2 separate regions of the Mus musculus genome follow, and region 1 is linked to region 2. Evidence: chromatin loops called from intact Hi-C (ENCODE). Cell type or tissue: left cerebral cortex. All regions are shown on one strand.

Region 1 (2,500 bases), 400 kb before region 2:
ATATAAACTGGTAGGTCAGAGAAACTTGAAATTAGGAAAAAAAAAAAAGTGCAACAAAAGCCAGCTCAGATCCTCCTCCCTGGTTTTGGTCTTGTCCGTCAGCTGATTCCCTCATTTTATCAGTTACTAGATTTTAATGTGAGAAAGGAAGCTGTTCAATTACCTAAATATACCAATTGTTCGCAGACAGATGATGGGCAATTTGATCTGCTCTGTCTAATTCATCAGCCCAGATAAGATAAGAAAGAAAAGGCAGTTAGATATCACCAAAGGGTTAATATTTAAAAAGATTAAATTTCCGGTGGTTTTTTTTGGGGGGGGGGCGTTAAGGAATATTTTATTTTGGTTTTAAAATTTTTTATCAAAGGAAGAGTCACCCCAAAAGTAAAGGGAGCAATGTTTGTACTTGTTCTTCAAAAATCCTTTGGTGAAACTTTTGTCTGTTTATTTGGAGCCCCCAAAATAATGTAAGTCATTGATAAAACAGGAGAAAAATAAATAAGATGATAAACTATACAGTGAAAATAGAATTTTTAAAGTTTGAAACCCTAAACTTATTTGCCTTAATTTTGTTGTTGTCCTTAGGGAAGTTTAAAGAGGGAAATAATCTTTTGTATGAAAAATTCAAAGAGTCATTAACAAACCTTATCAACAAAAATTTATGAAACACAGCGACACCCCACCCCCCAAAGATATGAAATGAACAACAGTTTAATTTTAAAAACATTTCTTGTACACTGGGCACTCTAAAGTAAACGTTCTCCCTCCCTCTAAAAACAACAAAACAAAACAAAGGCACATCAAATAATAAACAAGGAGAGCCAAGAAATCTCAGAAAATAACCCTGTAAAAATGGCATACCTGATATAATCTCTTTTACAGTAGGTTTTCCCATCCCTAACAAAGCACGTACAGCTTTCGTCCAAATACTGATTACACTCCGCACATTTCAAACATGCTGCATGCCACTCCAAATCCGGAGAAACCCTCAGAATATACTGGTCGTGAATTTGATTGCCGCAACCAACACACAGGGAAATCAGACGTTTTTCTGAAATGAAAATAAATGCATGATTGACTAACCGTTTACTTCCTACAGAGATAAACACACTTTTAGTGTCGTTCTCTTATAGGGTGTATTCTGGAAGAATTTTTTTCTTTCCCTTTTTTTTTTTTTCTTGTTCTTCCCTTAAAGAGTATTGCACTTTGGGATGGTAATTGGAGTGTGCCATCAAAACCTTGACTCGCTTTTTTAAAAAGGGAGGTGGAATATATGTAAAACGCAGATTTGAATAGTCTACATTGTAAGCTTAGCACGCAATCAAACCCGCTCATTTTGTGTTTTCTCCCTCCTCCCTCTTTGCTATAATCATTAGGCAAGATTATGGATAAGTCATGTCAAAGAAAAGGTTTTGACTAGAAGCGTTAAAGCAACGCTGGGATGTCTATATTTTCCGTGAAGCACGTTCTTCAATAGCACGCGGGAATGGATATTGTTAGAAGAGTAGACATCAATACAGTTGTCACTCGCTCTCTTTTGCAAGTCTAATGCTAATTCATATCTGCCGGTGTGGTTTGTGCAGGCAGACCTTTGCTACATAATAACTTCTCCAAGAGCTCCGGAATCCGGAGGAGGAAATCACCGCTAAGCACCGGGCAGGCGGCTAGAGTTTGGGAGGGCACAGAGCATTCAAACACAAGGTATGATCAGTTTCTCAAAGATCGGAATTCACACCAAACATGCAAGCTGCAAGCGTGACAAGAAGAAAACACACACACACACACACACACACACACACACACACACACACACACACACACACACAACAGCAGCAGCAACAACAACAACAAAAGGACCACCTTCTCTTCTGTCTCTCCAGGCAGTGACTACAAATCCAAAGAGCCCTGTCATCGGTGCCTGAGAGAGACCCCCCCACACCACAACAGCACACCAAGCCCCACAAGGTTAAACCGCTTCTTACTTTTTGGTGGATCGCCCATGTCTCCCATATCTGTAAGAGGGAGTAATGTCCACAGTGAAATGGTGGTTGGACAATTGGTGAATAGCCCACAGAGAGGATGCTGGTGCTGTGGCTAGGTGGCAAATAGTGGCCCCCGGGGTTGCCAAAACTGGGGGAAACAGCTGCCCGGCTGCGCCGCGCCCTCGCAGATCTGGGAGTCCGATTTAAGCCGGCGGAGTTGGCAGAGCGGAGGCGCAGCAGCAGCGGCGGACTCGCACGGCTCGGGGCACCTCTCTTCCTTATCTCTTACTCAAACTTCTCAGCTCCAACTCAGCTCCATCGCCATTGGTCTGACGCAGCGCGCGGGGACGTCAGGCGAGCGCCGCGCCCATTGGCTGCGGGGCGCGCGGCGCAGCTGTTCTGATTATCATATTTCAGCCCCGGCGCCTCCGCGCGCCACTGCCCGCTCGGCGAGCCCGCAGGAGAGGATTAAGCCTCCCGAGGCCACGTCGCTCCTTGGGCGCCGGGTGGCCCGGGTC
Region 2 (2,500 bases):
CGTTCCTTTCTTCGGTATGGTATCCGTGGATAATCAGATAATCTCATGCCTGCCTTTGTATTCTTGAAGCTTTAAACTCTGCAAATATTGATGTCGCTTCACTGAAAAGGCGTTTCGCAGTCCAATCCCAACCCCCTTAGACTTTACCCTTCATAGGCATGCAGCGAGAGGAGAGTTGGAGTCAGCCTGGGTTTTCTGATCCCACAATTAAACTGGAACAATTGTGTTTGGTTTAGAGTGACCAGTTTGTTCCGCTCTTGCAAGAGAAGTAATGTTTATTTTGTGATCCCTTTATGTTATTGTGCAGCCGAAGAAACTTCGTATTTTAAGCAAATGTATTGTTCCACAGCCTCGGGGGTGTGAGTTCCAGTCCTGAGCACTACTTTGTCTGCTCTTCTCTCTCCCGTATTTCATCTGTCCTAGGCACTCGATGCGATCTTTCCCCCCAACTGTTTGTCTCCAGTCCCTCCCAGTCCCTGCTCTGTTCTTTAATTTGTCTTGTGTTAGCTTTGGGTCAGCAAGTCTTTTGTGCTGGGTCCCTGGGCCTCACTCTGTGTGTGTGTGTGTGTGTGTGTGTGTGTGTGTGTGTGTGTGTGTTTCTTTTGTTACTTTCCACCCTAACACTGCAGAAATGAAACACACATGCCCTGTTGTCGCCTCATATTTTCAGATGTTTTTCACACTATTGTCCTCTCCAGTCCGTTGAAAGTGCAAAGTGGAAACACATGCACCCGAAAACATTTTTTTGAAAGGGGACAGCCCTAGGATGGAGTCTAACCTCCTGAATAAAGATAAGCAATAAATATAATATCAGATTTATAACGTGCATTGAACAATCTTGATTAGCACTAAGGTGAGCCTTGGTGAGCTTTTTATCATTTCCATGTGTCTGGACTACAAGAAGGAATCAATGGGGGGGGGGGAACCTCTATAAATCAGCGTTCATGTCAAGACAAATCAAAATAATGCCTCTATTATTTCAATCAATAAACCATTTTTATCCCCAGCATCTGATACACACACAGTGTGTGTGTGTCCATCTGTTTGTGTTTGGAACTGGCAGCTTTGCCTTAGACCAAAACAAACCTTTCAAGTCATGTCAATGAAATTAAAATGTTAAAAAGCAGAAATCAACGTACCCTCCTTCCACTCCTGTCTAGCCATTCCAGGCTCCCCCTTTAAAGCCCGGCTTTCCCAGATCAGTAAGAGATCCTTGAAAACTCTGCAGAGGACCTTTGGCTGAGAAGCAACTTAGAAAGGAGATTTCAAGAGAAAGCGAAAGCTCCCACCAGCAACAACCAGGGCTAGGGAAGCCTCCAAGGCTGGGGCTCCCATGCACGCCCAAGAACCGCCTACAGAGGTTGAAGGCAGGTTAGACTTGGGACCCTGGTTGGCTTCTGAAAAAAGCAAAATCGCCCTTTCTCATCAATGCCACCAAGATCCTTTCCAGCAGGTGTATGCGGCTGACTGGCTGGGTTATAATTGGGGCGAGGCTAGCTAGAGGAGAGAAGGAGGTGGAGGGAGAGAAAGGGGAATAGAGAGGGGAAGGGAAAAGGAGGAGAGAGACTGGCTGCCTGTCTGTAGCTTTGTTGGTTTCTGGCAGATTACAAGCCTTATTTCTGAAAATGTCTTGCCTGTAGGTCGGGCTTCTGCATGATCTTGTGCGACAGGGCCACAGCTCTTGAGAGGGGGAAGGAAAGTGGAGGAGAGATGATTTAGTACTGCAAAATAACCTGCGCATTGGGTATCCCCGCAGCCTCTTTGGTCATTTTTTGTTTCCATTTCTGCACACTGAAGAACAAAACCTCAATGCATTTTGTCGCTTAGGATTCGTTCTATTCTGTTCCGTCTGTCCTTCGTAAACATAATTCAACCACCGGGTTCGGAATCCATTCCTTTCCAGTGGAATGGGAAGACGAGAAGTCCTCCCATCCGGAGCCTCATACAGTGTTCTCAGGTCTGGCATGGTCTTTGTTTGGGTCCAACAAGCGCTTTACCCACCACACCATCAGTGCTCTAGACCAAAAAGCCCATCATTTGAGGAGGGAGTGGCTGTTCTGTTTAGTTTTTTGGTTTTTTGTTTTTTTAAACAAAACTCGGTACTTTTACAAACTAGATTACACAACTGCCGAGAGCACAGAGACCATAAAGGTTAATCTCTGAGATGAGATTATCGCCTACGAACTGTTTCCAAATAAACCCACGCAAGGAGGAGGGTGGGAAAAAAACGGGTCAGTAATCTGGATGCACAGGGGTTTGTTTTCTTCGCTTGTTTTTTTTTTATTATGAAAAGCTTGCTGGTTTTCTCTCCCAGTCTGCTCCTCCTTTCCTGCCTGTCAGTCTCTGTTTTGTACTGGGAAGGGGCGGGAGAGGGCGGAGGTGTGTGGGGGCTGGGGGGTGGGGGAGCGCTTAGGCTCCTGGAACCTCAAGGCCCTGGGATTTCAAGGAAAGAAAAATAACCAGGCTGAGAGATGCTGGTTCTCTGTTCATTTCTTTCTCT

The links. A loop is a pair of places that touch in the nucleus more often than their neighbours do. Peaks named below come from ENCODE experiments on the same cell type or tissue, not always from the same donor. Only the 100,000 strongest peaks of a DNase experiment are listed, where the experiment ranks them.
Region 1: it touches region 2 in a loop (5-fold over the local background); 16 of 42 quality-filtered maps call a loop at or near these places.

Annotation. Positions count from the first base shown.
Region 1 is chr13:116,307,413-116,309,912 of GRCm38, forward strand. It overlaps Isl1 (ISL1 transcription factor, LIM/homeodomain), which reads right to left and starts at 2,276. Exons shown (of 6, transcript NM_021459.4): 1 at 1,983-2,276; 2 at 862-1,051. The coding sequence starts at 2,010. RefSeq lists promoters at 2,073-2,500, 2,075-2,453. In left cerebral cortex, no CTCF peak of the experiment used is centred here; DNase peaks (open chromatin) are centred at 1,019, 1,446, 2,055 and 2,304; H3K4me3 peaks cover 144 bases.
Region 2 is chr13:116,706,441-116,708,940 of GRCm38, forward strand. No RefSeq gene overlaps it. Among named protein-coding and RNA genes, the nearest start is that of 4930435F18Rik, 130 kb to the right of the region's middle. In left cerebral cortex, no CTCF peak of the experiment used is centred here; DNase peaks (open chromatin) are centred at 1,213, 1,409 and 1,876.